Linked DNA regions of Homo sapiens: region 2 is linked to region 1. A link is an interaction called in ENCODE POLR2A ChIA-PET data of the cell type or tissue named here. Cell type or tissue: MCF 10A. All regions are shown on one strand. Links, peaks and the distances in the headings refer to the core of each region. The heading gives the core; the rest is flanking DNA.

Region 1 (8,678 bases), core at 2,858-5,357:
TATTTATCACCCAACAAATATAGGTGTGGGCACACACACACACACACACACACAATTTCATTTGGCTTTATCTACCACTTAAACCCTTTCAGTGATAAATAAATGTTGCAATACATGTGAAAAAATTATAAACTGTAATTCTCCATATAAATGCAGTAAATCATTATTACATCTTAATAGTGTAAAAAATAAAGTAGAGGTTCCTCTTCAAAGACTTTCCTCCTCATCTAATAAGAAATAAATAGTAACTCCTCTTAGAAGCAAAATGCATTCAAAGACCTGTGGTAACATTCTTAAATATCTGCTAGCCGTAATAAAGAAATCAACGTACTTTATGTTCTTAGCTCCCGAATTTAGCCTAGATATTTGCCCTGACATGCTTATACTGGTCCAAGCAAGCATTAGGTCATAGCCTGTTCCTCTTCCTTATTTGAAGGTGTTTTTACCTTTCTCAGCATTCCACAAGTTACTTCCTCCTTCCTTTGCTCTCCTCTGACTTCGACGCTTTTAAAAAGTTCTAACTTGCTAGCCAATCGGGACAAATACAGAATGTGAGGTCCAGTTCCAGCCAGCGGAAACCAGACGCAGCAGTAGGGTGGACGTGTCAGGTTATAAATGACCCTGTCTCCTTTGTTCAGTGTACTTTCATGGCAAAACTGCTGGCAAGTGTACCCTTTCTGCAGAAAGTAAAAATGGCCTTGCTGAGGAAATTAAATTTATGTTCAAGTGCTATTTCTTTACAGCACTGGGGAACAAGCATTTCTAACAATAGTATCAGCTGCTGCAATATAGTTTGGGATAATAATCAGTCATAGCTTTCACTTGAAATAGTCATCCATCACACCATTTCCTCATGTCTGGACTGTTGAATATCTCATTTTACACCTTCATTATAAACTCATACTAATTTTTGCAGTTACATAATTCACTAATTTTCTGCTGAAGTTTCATCATTCTGTAGTTAAACTCATCTTAAGATTTACTTGAATCAAAAATGAGGATTCTTCTCTGATTTCTTATTGTATTCCCTCAATTTTGCCTGAAGTGTTTTAACTTCTATAGTACAAAGAGAACTTGAAGGGCATTTCCTAAAGCTCCTTTTTTGCCTGATGGGAGGAAGTGACTTGCCTAAGCCAGCATAGTAACAAAACTGTTTTTTGTTGTTGTAGTTGTTGTTCTTGGTTTTGTCTGAGATGGAGTTTTGCTCTTTCACCCAGGCTGGAGTGAAGCAGCGCCATCCCGGCTCACTGCAACTTCCGCCTCCCAGGTTCAAGCGATTCCCCTGCCTCAGCCTCCCAAGTAGATGGGGTCATAGGCACCCGCCATCATGCTCGGCTAATTTTTTTGTATTTTTAGTAGGACAAGGTTTCACCATGTTGGCCAGGCTGGTCTGGATCTCCTGACCTAAGGTGATCCACTTGCGTCTACCTTCCAAACTGCTGGGATTACAGGCGTGAGCCATCGTGCCCAGCCACAAAACTGGTTTTTGACCCTTGTCTTCCAATCACGAATCAAGTCTTCTTTTATAACACCAAGCACAAATAACCTAAAAGTGTTACTTTCTCAGGGGAATAACTCTTCAAATAAAAATGGAAAAAGAAGTCTGTGCTTCATTGATCTCTCTGGTTTATTTTCTGAGAGTACAGTCACCTATAATGCAAAGACACTTTTCCTATTAGTGTCAACAACACGACACTATTATGTTGTTACAACATATAGTGGCCATAACATATTCCATTATATCAGCAGATTTTGTATAATAAGAAACACAAACTCATGGCTCTCCTGCTCTCCCATTTAATTATGAATGCACTAAAATAGCAATACCAATATTATGAAGTTTCCCCAAAGGGCTACTTCAGCTATTATTTTTATGACATATATAGGCTTAAAGTATTTCCCAATACATATTCAAAAACAGAATTACGAAAAGTGAACTTGGGAAGACACTTCCACATGAAATCCCATTGAAGTTATAAGACAAAGCATTCATGAAACTGCAAATTCATTTTCACACATTGTGTTTAAAAAGATAAAGTGTACTTAATGGTTTTATTCTGCATAACATATAACCATAAAGTATCCAGAGAATGTTCTTAGTGAATTTGGTTTATTTCCTTCTTAAAGAAAATTACGAAGAATAGTCAATGGAAACTCACTCCGTGTCAACCCCCACCCCACCCTTGAGCAGGAGACCCATTTTTTCCATACTAGGTAATAAAATGCACCTGGAACTATACAATTTTCTAAAGGTCATAAGAGGGAGAGGGAATCGGAACCACCATTTGCAATCTTATTCAGGATCTTCAGCATTCTCACTGCAAGCCTGTCAGAAATGTGAAGGCGGAAACATTGAAGTGTTAGTCTACACAACTGAAAATTACACATTTCTAACAAGAGTTCAGGTGATGCTGATGTTTCTGGTCCATGGACCACACTTTGCATAGCAAAAATTAATACATTAAGCGCCGGGCGCGGTGGCTCACGCCTGTAATCCCAGCACTTTGGGAGGCCAAGGAGGGTGGATCACCTGAGGTCGGGAGTTCGCGAGCAGCCTGACCAACTTGGAGAAACCCTGTCTCTACTAAAAATACAAAATTAGCCGGGCGCGGTGGCACATGCCTGTAATCCCAGCTACTCGGGAGGCTGAGGCAGGAGAATTGCTTGAACCTGGGAGTCGGAGTTTGTGGTGAGCCGAGATCGCACCATTGCACTCCAGTCTGGGCAACAAGAGCGAAACTCTGTCTCAAAAAAAAAAAAAATTAATACAATAATATTTTACCAAGGTCATTAGCTAATAAGAAGAAAAGAAAAGAAAGGTAGAAAGACCTAGTCTTCTCAAAACCTCCTAACCACGGTGTCTCAGCATTCTCTTCCAAACTGCTTCTATTTTAAGAATGCAATGCCGGCCGGGCGCAGTGGCTCACGCCTGTAATCCCAGCACTTTGGGAGGCCGAGGCAGGCAGATCACAAGGTCAGGAGATCGAGACCATCCTGGCTAACACAGTGAAACCCGGTCTCTACTAAAAATACAAAAAAAAAAAAAAATTAGCCAGGCGTGGTGGCGGGCGCCTGTAGTCCCAGCTACTTGGCAGGCTGAGGCAGGAGAATGATGGGAACCCAGGAGGTGGAGCTGCCAGTGAGCCGAGATCTCACCACTGCACTCCAGCCTGGGCAACAGAGCAATATTCTGTCAAAAAAAAAAAAAAATGCAATGCCATACTGTGCAACTCTGAATTTTACATGGAATAGGGACTGACTCATGAAGTCGTGCATGGATAAAATACAAACAATGGTATACATTCATATTATGTTACATGTGATGTATAAAGCTAAACACAGTGTCATAACACTGGTTCTTCAGTGTTTAAACCTATTTTATGGTGTATGGTTTTATGCAAACAAAAGTGATGTGTGAAACCATAATGTTATAGGAAATAGAAAGAAATTATTTAGGTAGACAGTTAAGGTAAAGCGAGTCCCCAGCAGAAAACTTTCCTTGTAACAAAAAGCAGCTCAAAAATAGCTCCCTTTTTAACCTCATGCAGTTCAAAGAAATCACTTCTAACAACAAGCTGCCTGAAAGAGCAGGCAGAGATAAGACAGCTCCACACAGAAGTGGGGGTGGGAAGAGTCTCCTGGGTAATCGCCCAACTTCATACTTATACAATGGGCCCAGTAAAACAGTGGGTCTTAATAAGTACATTCCCTTCCCTTTAGGCCACTAAGATAGGGAAACTAAAAGCAGACTGGGGGGCAGGGGGATGTCTGCAGCTACAAGAAGATGTATGGGAATAGACATGGAAACTCTCCCTCCCAGATAAGCTAGACAAAGAAACACAGACTAAAAGTCAGCCTACATGGTCCAGTAATGGGGTGAGAGATGATTAAAAACTCTGCTCTATACAGATAGCACACCTGGTCCCAGCTGAATCATCGTGCCCTAGGAGGATAAGACCTCCCCTCCTCGCTAATCCCCTCCTCACTAGCCCATTTATAAAAACCCTGACATTGTTACTACTACTTGGCAACCTGCTCAGGACCCCTCTCTGTGAGGGAGAGCTGTACTTTCATTTTGCCTATATAAACTCCCACTCCAAACTCACTTTGTCTGTGTGTGTGTCCATGACCTCAATCTCCTTGGCCGTGAGACCAAGAACCTTCGTATTTACCCCAGACAATGAAGCTGCTTCAATAATAGGCAAAACAGGCCAAATTTATATCACATTCTGTGTCTGAATGGACAACCCATCAATTATAATATAATACAAAATTATCTACTTATATACCATCATACCCTCCTAATACAAACAATGTGATACCAGAAAGCCCTCTGCATTAGAGAATTAAAAAAGGGTATGCCATTTTTAAAAGCCACACCTCAATAGAAAAGTCTGGTGAGAGTAAAACAATGTGATTTATTTATTTATTATTTTTTTTCTTTTTGAGACAGTTTCACAGCGGCGCATTCTCAGGTCCCGAGTTAAAGCAATTCTCATGCCTCAGCCTCCTGAGTAACGTAGGTTACAGGCGTACGCCACCAAGCCTGGCTAATTTTTGGTATTTTGGTAGTCACAGGGTTTCATCATGTTGCCCAGGATGGTCTCGAACCCCTGAGCTCAGGCAATCCTCCCACCTCAGCCTCCCAAAGTACTAGGATTACAGGCATGAGCCACTTCATCCAGCTGCCAATGTGATTTCTTCAACCAGCCATTTTAAAATAAAGTACCAAGCAACAGAATGACAACATAAAACTGAAACACAAACGATGACAATGATCTTGCACCCGGATATGTAAATAATACCTGCAAATTAATAATTAAAAAACAGCTCAACAGAAAAATGAACAGAAGTCTTGAGAAAACCAAAGAGAATATACAAATGACCAAAAACATCAAAAGGTTCCCAACCTTATCAGCAATAAGGTGAATAAAAATTAAAACCAAAAGGAAATGTATTACAAACCCATAAGAATGGCTCAAAATTTTAAAATCTGACAATTTCAAGTGCTATGAAATGTGTAAAGCAAAGGAAAACTTCATAAACAGCTATTGGGAATGCTAGTTGATACAACCACGTTGGAAAATGGGCATTATCCACTACAGTTGAAAATATGACCCAGCAATTCTACCCTGGAGTATAACCCCAACAAAAAAAATGCATCAATATTTGCACAAAGACACGTTCAAGTATTTTCATAGCAACATTGTTCATAATACCCCAAAACTGAAAAATAAATTTTATGTCCATCATCACCACAATGGACATCTATATTATGGTTTAGCCATACAATGTAATACTGCACAACAATGAAAATTAATGACCTACTGCTTCATAAAACAATGTGGAAGAGCCCCAAAACAACATCGCATGAAAGAAAGGCAGGACCAAAATAAGATAAATTGCTTGACTCCATATATATGAAGTTCAAAGGTAAGAAACACAAGTCATGCAAATATTTCTGTGGGGGGATGAAAGAGGAGACGTAATCAGGAGGGGATATAAGAGGCTTCCGAGGTGCCAGCAATATTCTATATCTCGACCTGAGCACGTTTACATATATGTGATCACGCTGTAATAATTCATGGAGTTGTACATTCATGATTTGTGAATTTTTCTGTATGTAGTTTATATATCAATGAATAATTTAAAACAAAGAAAGTCAACAAATACTTATTGTGCACTTATTTGTGTGCTAGGAATTGAACAGCAAAGTGGAAATTATTTCTGCTTTTATGGGCTTTAAAGTGTAGAGAAGGCATGCATGAAATAAGGAAGCAGCTAAATAAACATACCATTATAAACCAATTAAGTGCTATAATATATAAGGACAGGGTGCAATGAGAGAAATGACAATAAATGAAAAAAATTACCTTTCGTAAATCCAGGGGAGCATCCCAGTGCTGTTGAAATATCACAAACGAGGCAGTGGTTGACCTACAAATAAACAGTATGAGGGAAGCTACTTTACTTTATGAAGATCTGCTATGTTCCACCTCCTTCAGAAATCAGATCACTTGTTAGGGAAAATATAATGAGGAAGCTGTAAGGTGTACAAGCAGCCCCTTCTTATTACCACTGGGCAAGGTTTCTTAAAATGAGATCTATACCTAGGCTTCTCAAACTTTAAAGTGCATATGAATCACTGTGGGACCTTATCAAAATAGAGATTTTGATACCATAGATATTGGGTGGGGCCTAAGGTACTGCATTTCTAACAATCACACAATGATGTCCACAGTGCTGGTCTGTAGACCATACTGTGAGAAAGGATGGTCCGTATGGTACCAAGCCAACTGATTAATTTAGCCAAACAACTACTTACTTCAATGGGAAACAGCAAAACCCCTAAGGAATCACTTCCCTGAATTGATAGCTTATTTGAAGTTTAATTTCAGTTTTAACATTGAAATCTTTAATGCTTATGTTTATTTGTTCACTTATTTTTATATCTGCCTTATTAAAAAATATTTGAGGAAAATTCCAGTCAGTTAAAATGACTCAGTAGAACATCACAAAACCATTTAAATTGTTTCTTTAAAAAATGTGCTATATTCTGCTCAACATCACTAATTACCAGAGAAATGCAAATCAAAACCATAAGGAAATATCATCTCACACAAGTCTGAATGGCTATTATTAAAAGTCAAAAAATAATAGATATTGGCAAGGTTGCAGAGAAAAAGGAACACTTGTACATTATTGGTGGGAGTGTAAATTAGTTCAACCATTGTGGATAACAGTATGACAATTCCACAAAGAGCTATAAACAGAACTACCACTCAACCCAGCAATCCCATCACTGAGTAAATACCCAAAGGAATATAAAATCTTCCATCACCAAGACAAACGCATGCATATGTTCATTGCAGCACTATTCACAATAGCAAAGACATGGAATGAAACCAGGTGCCCATCAAGGGTGGATTGGATAAATAAAATATGGTACATACACACCATGGAATACTACACGGCCATAAAAAAGAACATGGGTGCCGCTGAAGAACATTATCCTAAGTAAATCAATGCAGAAACAGAAAACCAAATACCACATTCTCTCACTTATAAGTAGGAGTTAAACACTGGGTATTCGTGGACATAAAGATAGAAACAATAAACACCAGAGACTACTCGAGGGAGAAGGGAGGGAAGGAGCCAAGGGTTGAAAAACTAACTTGTTTACTATAGCCACACCTGGGTTATGGGATCATTTGTATCCCAAACCTCAGCATCATGAAATATATCCATATAATAAACCTGCACATGTACCCCCGAATCTAATAGTTGAAATTATCCAAAAAAAATAAAAGAAATATTGATACAGACTATTAAAATTATCATGTAGATATGAAGCTATTATCAATTTAAAACAATTATATTTATCTGTCATTGAAGGTAGCCCTGAGACCAGGAGATTTAGGGGACAGAAAACGGAATGTGGAGTCAGAAAACTTGAGTTAGAGTTCCTCTCTGACAAGCATTAGTTCAGATCATGATGACACAATAAAACCCTTGATTCTCAATTTTTTTAAAAAAAATTAATATTTGTCAGATGCCTGCCTATTGCACTTTACAAATAAACTGATTTCTGCTTTTTAAATTGAGGTTTATTTGATATATAATGAATTACACGTATACAGAGTGTAAAATTTAATGAGATTTGACATCTGTACATCTTTGAAACCATCGCCTATGATTGATCCACATAATGAACATAACCATCACTCCCCCAAAATTTCCATAAGCCCTTTTGTAATCTCTCTCTCCCACCCCTGCCCACCTCTACTTTCAGCCCCTAGGCAATTACTTATTTGCTTTCTGTCATGAGAGAGTATTTGTATTTTTAAAGTTTTATATAAATGTCATCATAAAGCAGATACTTTCTTATCTGGCTTCTCTCACTCAACATAATTACGCTTTGATTTACCCATGTTGTTACATCCAACAGTTCGTTTCTTTATATTGCTGAATAGAATTCTACTGTATGAATGCACCAAAATATATTTATTTGTTCATCCCTATTTTAGTTCCAACTGCTATAACAGAATAGATAGACGAAGTGATTTATAAACAACAGAAATTTATTTTTTCACAGTTCTGGAAGCTGAAGTCTGAGAGCAGGGTGCCAGCATTATTATGTTCTGAAGAGGGCTGCTCTCTTCCAGGTTGCAAATTTTCATTGTATTCTCACATAGCAGAAAAGAGAATCCAGAGAAACTCTCTGGATTCTCTTTTCTAAAGGAATTAATCTCATTTACGGGGTCTCCACCTTTATGATCTAATTACCTCTTAAAAGCTCTCCACCTTCGTTTTTTTTTTTCGTATTTTTTTGTTTGTTTTGTTTTGCTTTGTTTTGTTTTGTTTGAGACGGAGTCTTGCTCTGTGGCCCAGGCTGGAGTGCAGTGGCGCAATCTCGGCTCACTGCAAGCTCCGCCTCCCGGGTTCACGCCATTTTCCTGCCTCAGCCTCCCGAGTAGCTGGGACTACAGGCGCCCGCCACCACGCCCGGCTAATTTTTTTGTATTTTTAGTTAGATGGGGTTTCACTGTGTTAGCCAGGATGGTCTTGATCTCCTGACCTCGTGATCCGCCCGCCTCAGCCTCGCAAAGTGCTGGGATTACAGGCGTGAGCCACCGCGCCCGGCCAAGCTCCCCCTTCTTATATCATCACATTAGGGG
Region 2 (8,678 bases), core at 3,514-6,013, 87 kb after region 1:
CTTGTAAAGATTCCACTGATAAGTCCGCTGCCAGAGGTACTGAATCTCAATTGTGTATTACTTGTCTCTTTTCTCTTGCTGCTTTTAGAATCTTTTCTTTATCCTTGATCTTTGGGATGTAATGATAAATGTTTCGAGGCAGTTTTATTTGGGTCGAATCTGCTTGGTGTTCTATAACTTTCTTGTACTGGAATATCGATATATTTCTATAGGTTTGGAAAGTACTCTGTTATTATCCCTTTAAATAAAGTTTCTGCCCCTTTTTTGTCTCTACCACCTCCAAGGCCAATAACTCTTAGATTTGCCTTTTTGAGACTATTTTTTAGATTTTTGTAGGCATGCTTTATTCTTTTTTATTTTCTCTCCTCTGACTGTGTATTTTCAAATAGCCTGTCTTCAAGCTCACTAAATTCTTTCTTCTGCTTGATCAAGTCTGCTGTTAAGAGACTCAGATGCATTGTTCAGTATGTCATTTGCACTTTTCAAATCCAGAATTTCTGCTTGATTCTTTTCAATTATTTCAATCTCTTTGTTGAATGCATCTGATAGAATTCTGAATTCCTTCTCTATGTTATCTTCAATTTATTTGAGTTTCCTCAAGACCACTATTTTGAATTCCCTGTCTGAAAGGTCACATATCTGTGTATCTCCAGGATTGGTCCCTGGTGCCTTATTTAGTTGTTTGTTTGGTTTTTTTGTAAGATCATGTTTTCCTGTATGGTCTTGATTCTTGTGGATGTTGATCAATGTCTGTGCATTGAAGAGTTACATATTTATTGTAGTCTTTGCAGTCGGCTTGTGTGTACATGTCCTTCTTGTGAAGGCTTTTGAGGTATTTCAAGAAACTTGGGTGTTGTGATCTAAGTTTTTGGTCAATGCGACCATATCTTCATTAGAGGACACCCCAAGCCCAAAAGCAGTGAGGATCTTGTACACTCATAGAGGTACCACCTCGGTGGTCTTAGATAAGGTCCATAAGAATTCTCTGGATTACCAGGCAGAGACTCTTGTTTTCTTCCCTTACTATCCCCCAAACAGAGTCTCTCTCTCTGCTGAGTTCCCTAGAGTTTGGCGGAGGAGTGACTGAAGCAGGCCTGTGGCCACCATCACTGTGACTTTGCTGGGTCAGACCTGAAGCCAGTACAGCACTTGGTCCTACCCAAGGCCTATGGTAACTACTGCATGGCTACTGCTTGTGTTTGCTGAAGGCCTTATGGCTATATAATCTGCAGGCAGCAAAGCCAGCCAGACTTGTGCCCTTCCCTTTGGGTGACAAGTCTCCCCTGGCCCTGACTGGGTCCAAAGTTGCTGTCTGGGAGTCAAAGCTTGGAGATAGAAACCTTAGGTATCCACCTGGTACTCTATTCTACTGTGGCTGAACTGCCACCCAAACCACAAGACAAAGCCTTTTCCTCTCTTCCTCTCTTTCCACGAGCAGAGGAGTCTCTCCCCATGGCCACAACCATGGGGATGTACTGCCTGGCTACCGCTGATGTCCGCTTAATTCCCAAGGGCTCTTTAGTAAGCTTGTGGTGAATGCTGGCAGGCCTTGGACTCTCACTTCAGGGAAGTGTGCTCACCTCTGCCCCAGTGAAGGTCCAGAAATGCCTTCTAAGAGCCATAGGCCTGGAACTGGTGACCCCAAGAACCCACTTGGTGCTCTGCCCTACTATGGCGAAGCTGATGCCTAAGCTGCAAGACAAAGTCCTCTTTACTCTTTATTTTCCTTTTCTCAAGCATAAGGTGTCTCTCTTCTGTAGCCACCACAACAGGGAATGTGCTTACTCACATCTGAAGCGAGCATGTCTTCTAGTCTCATCTGAGGCCCACAGTAAGTACTGCCTGGCTACCAAAGGTCACTATTCAGGGCTGAAGGGCTCTTTAATCAGCAGGTGATGAGTCCTGCCAGTACTGGGTTCTTCCCTTCAATGCAGTGGGTTCCCATCTGGCTCAGAGTATATCTAGAAATGTCAATCAAAAGCTAGGGCTCAGGACTCTGCCTGGTGCCCTACCCTACTATGGCTGAGCTGACATACAAGGTGCAAGACAAAGTCCTCTAGTCTTCCCTCCCTTCTCCACAAGCAAGAGGAAGGGGACTCTCACCTCAGCAGAGTTATGCTGCTTGGAGTTCAGGGAGGGGTGGAGAAGCACTCCTTTGGCTGCCCCAGCTGATGTCTCACTAGGTTGAATGCACCCCACTTCCACTGGTTTTGAGCCCAGCACAGCTCCATGACTTACCCAGGAATTACAATCCTGTGACCTAGACTGAAGTTCAGGTTTATTTAGAACCACAGAGCACTTTAGTTCACAGGTTCTGACTGCTGGGATGAGTGATTCCTATCTGGCTAGGGTTGGTCTAAATGCTCCCTTCATGAGCACCAGCTGAGTTCTGCCTGGTGTTGCTTTCACCGTGATGGGGAAAGCAGAGAGTTTCAATGCAAAGTCACACAATCACTGTGCTCTCCATCTCCCAAATGCACAGATTCTCTCTTCATGTTATGTGGCTGCTGCCTCAGGACGGGAGAAGGGTGGATTCGGTAACTCAAGACCGTCTTTCCTATCCTCTCCAGTGCCTCTTTCCTTGCTATGATGTGAAAGCCATGTACTGTGATAATTCACCTAATTTTCTGGTTTTTAAGAAGGGCGCTTTTGAGTGTGAATAGTTGTTCAGTTTGGTGGTCCTCTGTGGAGGATGATTGGTGGACGCTTCTATTTGGCCATTTTGCTCTGCCCCTTCTCTCAATTGACATGAGTTGTAAATGCACAGATTCTTCAAACACACGGTTTGGTTTCTGAGTATTTATCCTTATGTGAACAATGAGGCACAGACAAAAATGTGCACCATATCATTGTTGAAAGAGAACTTAAATGCGTATTAATTGGATAGTGGGCAAATAAGTTGCAGTAACAACCATACTATACATTAAAATGATATATTTAAAGAGGATGATGTATACACTGACATAGAACAATGTCTAATATACAACATTTAGTGAAAATAAGAGAGTGTTTGAATAATACACACTGCAAAGTCCAATTTATATAAAAAGGTATATTTGTACAAAACAGGGCTAGAAAGATATCCGTAAAATTGTTCACAGTGGTTGTTTCTGGGAAAGGAAGGCAAAATTAAAGGCAAAGTTTCCATTTTGTCCTATAGTCTGCATTATTTGAAATTATTTTTATGACAAGATGGTATCTACACATTGCTTTCATAAAAACAAATTAAAATACATGTATTTTCTTTCCAAATTTCTTCTCTTGAATAAAGTATATTAAATCATATTTTCATAAGCTTTATATCTCTTATTTCTTTTTAATATGATAAGTATAAATACCCATTTAAAAATTCCAGCAGCCTAAGTTATTCTAAATTCAACTTTCTAATTTTAATGAATGTATTCTGCTTAATTGGAGAGCTACAAAAGAAAAAAAAACTTGCGTAACTGAGCAATTTCATTTGTTTCCTTGAGCCAAAAAAAAATCATTTGACATGTTTTCAACAGTCATGTATGGTCAGTGACTTACTGATGCATCTGAGTCCTGTAGTTCAGCATGCTGGTTGATAGCCAAATGACACTGGCACATAATTCACTTGTTTCTTTCATTTCTGAGTCATTGTGTCCACTAAACTTTCACTATGAGTCACAATCGAATTAGTCTTTCACAAAAATACAGCTATATACTAGATTATCTGGGTGCGCCTGATTCAACCTGTCAAAAGGCCTAAAGAACAGAGCTGAGGCTTCACAGAGGAAGAAATCTCCATGGTGGGCAGCAGCTTTAGCCCAGGTGTAAGAGTTCTAGCCTTCTTTTTCTGGCAAACTGCATCTATGGATTTTGGACTTGACTAGCCAGTCCCACAACTGTGCAGTTAGTTCCAGCCAATAAATCTCTTACTATAAAAAAATAGGCTCTTAGCGAATATAAACAACAGTCAGCTTTTAACACTTAAGCAGAACACGCAAGTAATACTTCAAAGCAGTTTTCATTATTGAACAATTTATTGTTTTTTGCATCTCATGTAAATAGAATAAGGAAGCAAATATTCCATATTTGTTATTATGCACAAGAAATATTTGACAAAAGCTCGGACTGAAATCACGGATGTCTTCTTGTATTTTGTCAGAGTAATATCTCTCAAGGCATGTAATGCAGTAGAATGAGTCTCAGTGAGACTTGAAAATCTTAGGATTTAGTGACAGCTTTTGCATTTTCTTGCTTTGTGACACTGAAAGAAGCACATAACCTCTATGAAGTTCATTGTCCTTATTTGTAAGAGATAGATAATTATACCCAACCTCTATGAACCTCATTGTGCATATATGTAAAACACAAACAATGTCTGTCCTTTTCCCCTCACAAGATTGTTAGAAGATTCACATGCAATAGTGGAGGGCGAATTCTCTCAACTGCAAAGCACTATACACACAAGACATATAAATATTAGATGACAATCAGCCAGTTGATGTTGTACCCGTACAATCAACAGCAAGCCAAAATAACGATTTGAGCCCTATGCTTCTCTTGCAAAATTTTTTCTTGTATTATAAATTCAAGTCTAAAGAGTAAAATGCAATAAATACATTTCCGTGGCATAGTCACTGGGGAGACAGAGAGCCCTATAGGAAGGTACAGACTCCAATATTATTCTGAATAGTGTGGAGAAATAGCTGTCAGTCCTTTTCACATCTTGTTATCTTTTGGTCAGTGAGGCTCTTTGGTGTTGGAGCTGCTGCCTTAGTCTCCAGGGAGAAGGGCTCAAAGCTTATGGTGCAATGGGAGGTTTGCAGAGAATCTAGCTAGTCATCAGCAACCACTAGCTGCACGATGACTCAGTGCTCTTCTTTAACTAGATAAAACATTATTTTTTAATCCTTTGCCAAAACACATTTTTTAAATGCAGAGACCAGAAAAAAAATAAGTCAGCTTTTAATGTTTTTGCACGTTGCATATTATATTTCTGTCTAAAAGGAGGCTGCATGTTTGGACAGTGAAAAGGATGTGTGGAGTAAACAGCATCAGGTAGGGAAAACCTCAGGCAGTGATAAGATTTGAAAAATTTTTGGCAACCCAAAACAGTTCTCCAGGGCAAAGAGAAAAATTTAGAGGAGTTCCACCTTGGCCAAAATGGCCAGGTCCTTGCACCTCCAGTGTATCCAGTCATCGGCTAATGATTACATAGGAAGCGTGTGGCCCCACCTGGAAAGCTGAGGCATTTCCTCAAGGAGCTAATGGTTGTAGGCTGTCAGTTAGTTGCACTCCCTGCAGCTGAATTGCAGATTTTTTCCGTGGGGACATTCAGGTACACACCTTTATTGCTGCAACAGAGGTGATGGAGTCCAGGTGAGAAAGGTAAGACATAGAAAAGACTTCTGGGGGAGAGGGATAATGAGTATGTCAGGTAAATAAGTAGGATTTCTGGGTAGCGCTAAGGACTCACTTGAATTTAAATGGAAATCTGTCAGCATGATCCTTTGCTTTTCTCAATTTGTGTTCACATACTGCAATAGATAAGTAGGGCTGGATTTACCAGGGTTGGGATTTTGCTATCTGAGAACAACAAAGAGCAATGTCTGTAGAGTCCATTCAGTTCCCAAATTCTACAATTTTTTTGTGTATGAAGGTGACCTGACTTTCACCCCAGTAGCTCCCATATTAATTCCAGAGACTGGCAAACAGGCCATGGGCCTAATCTAGCCTAAATGTTTTTGTCAATAAAGCTTTATTGCTCAGAAATCCCATTACTGGGTATATAACCAAAGGAAAATAAGTCATTTTACAAAATGCCACATGCATGCATGTGTTCATCACAGCACTGTTAACCATAGTAAAGATATGGAATCCACCTTGGTGTCCATCAGTGGAGGATGGATTAAGAAAACGTGGTACATATACATCATGGAACACTACACAGCAATAAAAAGGAATGAAATCATGTCATTTGCAGCAACAAGAAGGCAGCTGGAGGCCATTATCCTAAGTGAATTAATGCAGAAACAGAAGACCAAACACTGCATGTTCTCACTTATAAGTGGGAACTAGATATTGATTATACATGGACACAACGATGGGAACAATAAACACCGGGGACTATTAAAGGGGATAGGGAGGGAGGAGGGCAAGGGTTGAAAAACTATGCTGACTACCTGGGTGATGGGATAAGTCATACCCCAAACGCCAGCATCACACAATATACCCATGTAACAGACCTGCACATATAACCTCTGAATCTAAAAGAAAAGTTGAAATTATAAATTAATTAAATAAATAAATACAGTTTTATTGGAACATGGCCATACCCACTCATTTACATATTGTCTATTGCTTTCTTTTCATGCTACAAAGGCAGAGTTGAGGGTTTGCAACAAAGACTAGAGAGATCAAAAGGCCTAAAATATGGACTATATGGTTCTTTACAAAGTTTGTCTCTGGATTAGGCTAATTTATCTGCCTTCCTCTGTGGATCCCTCACAAAACTGTAGCGTCAAAGATCATAAGTACCTGGTGTAGACGAGGGGTATTCTAGGAAAATGGGCATGCGAGCAGGTTTTACCCCTGCTAGACCCGTCAGCCCTTAGCAAATCATTAACACTAAGGTGTACACAAATATATTTTTGTTGAATTAATCAATGTTAAATATCATCTCATCTTTGCATTAATTCTACAAATATCCAGGCCACTGTTAGTTATAAGGGCTGGAGATACAGCATGTTATCATTTGTACCTGATGTTTTTTCACAAATATGTATTTTTATCTTATTTTCCAAGTGAAAATACCACTGCTTGTCCAACATATATTACCATCTTATCTGTAAGTAATGACCAATGAATAATTTTGTATTAAAATGATACACAAGACAATTTTTTGGATAAGCAGAACCAGAATTCTAAAATTCTGCTGAAATTTTTATAGTATGTCTATTTGACACAGAGCTAGACAAAGTCTATAAACAACTCCTATTTCTAGTTCCAGTCATTGCTGGCATTAGCCATGTTTCCTAGCATCCATTCATCAAGCATTTAATCAGTTAGTCTCTCAGGTGTGAAGTTCGGGAAATGATGCGGCATTCGCAGTACACAGCCCATATCAGGTTGCAAAAAAGAAAGCTGAGGCTGAAGGATCCTGCTCTGTGTACCATTCAGATGAAAGAAGTTGGTTTAGAACATATAGGAAGGTCTGGAGATTGGAGAGGGAAAAAAACTATGACTTGGGGAAATGGAGAAGTCCAGAGGTTGTTGTGGGAAGAGGATAAAAGATAATAAAACATGAAGGACAATGGTGGAATTTGAGAGGAACAGATTGCTCAGAGGACCAGGTAATGGTTACCTAGAGCTGAGGGATAAATTTCCCAAGTACAGGATCAAATATTAGCATGGCAGGTGATCCAAGTGCTCTGAACTCTTGGGCACAGGAGGAGTCTCTGTTTCCTCTACCAGAAGAAAAACAAGAAGATAACATGTTAGTGACGCTGGACAGAGCTAGAATCTTCCTATGGCATATTTGCATTTCATTTGTAATCTGCAGAAATGATAGTTATTGTAGAGTGTCTATTCATTAAAGCTCTTTCTACAACTTTGTGTGCATTGTTGCTATGCAGGACAAAAAGGGTGCTCAGCTGCTGTTATGGAATGAATTGTGCTCACCCTCCCCTCCAAAAAAAACCTCATATGTGATGCCCCAAATCCCAATGTGGCTGTATTTGGAAATAGAATCTTTATGGAGATAGTTTATGTTAAATGAGATCAGAAGACTGGGGTGTTAATACAATAGAACTCATGTCTTTATAAGAAGAAGAAGGGACACTAGAGATTTCTTTCACTCCTCTCTCTTTCTCTTTCTCTTTCTCTCTCTCTCTGTCTCTCTCTCTCTCTCTCGCCTTCTCTGCACCTGCACCAAAGAAGAGGCCATGTGAGAACATCTATAAACCAGGAAGAGAGGCCTTATTAGGAACTGAATCAACCAATGACTCCTTCTGGGAATTCTAGTCTCCAGAAATGAGAGAAAATAAATGTCTGTTGTCTAGGCCACCCCTCTAATATGTGGTGTTTTGTTACGGCAGCCCAAGCAGACTCACATAGATATCCTGTATCTTCTAGATAGGGTTTAATGCCAACTAAAGCCAGACACATACAGAAAAGTAAGGCTACATTCCTGTGGTCAGGGATAACTATGTATTTATGGTTGTCTTTTCATGGATGTCCCTGCATCCAATCCATCCTGTACACTGAAGCTGAAAAGGTGTTTTTCTAAACTGTGTCTCACTCACACATCGTCAATGGCTACCACCTATAGAATAATAAATAGAAGACAAGTCCCATATGCCTTCAGCTGCCATATAAGGTTCTCAATAATTCTGTTCCAACTTGAATTTTTGGGGCTGCCACCCAGCCCTCTTTGAAGCCACACAGCTTCAACTTCAGCTATAGCTCTTGCACTTTCTCAATGTGTCATGCTCTTGTATGCTTGAGTGACTGAGTCATTACCCTGCCTAGAGTGTCTTCTCACACATCAAGCCTCTGAAACTCAAGTACCTGCCACACCCCTCTTCTCCTCCCAGGGCCAACTCAAATGTCACACGCTCTCCGTCAATCTCTCATATCTCAGGTGGAACTAATTCTTCCCTCATTTCTGTCCCTACATTTATTTCACTTTTTAAATACTTGCCACTTTAAAT

What was found. ChIA-PET counts read pairs that join two places held together with the same protein. Peaks named below come from ENCODE experiments on the same cell type or tissue, not always from the same donor. Only the 100,000 strongest peaks of a DNase experiment are listed, where the experiment ranks them.
Region 2: POLR2A ChIA-PET joins it to region 1 with 5 read pairs; 2 of 35 experiments call an interaction of 5 or more read pairs at or near these places.

What each region holds. Positions count from the first base shown.
Region 1 is chrX:146,324,732-146,333,409 of GRCh38, reverse strand. No RefSeq gene overlaps it. Among named protein-coding and RNA genes, the nearest start is that of MIR891A, 300 kb to the right of the region's middle. In MCF 10A, for the core only: no CTCF peak of the experiment used is centred there; no DNase peak of the experiment used is centred there.
Region 2 is chrX:146,238,188-146,246,865 of GRCh38, reverse strand. No RefSeq gene overlaps it. Among named protein-coding and RNA genes, the nearest start is that of MIR891A, 210 kb to the right of the region's middle. In MCF 10A, for the core only: no CTCF peak of the experiment used is centred there; DNase peaks (open chromatin) are centred at 3,575 and 4,775.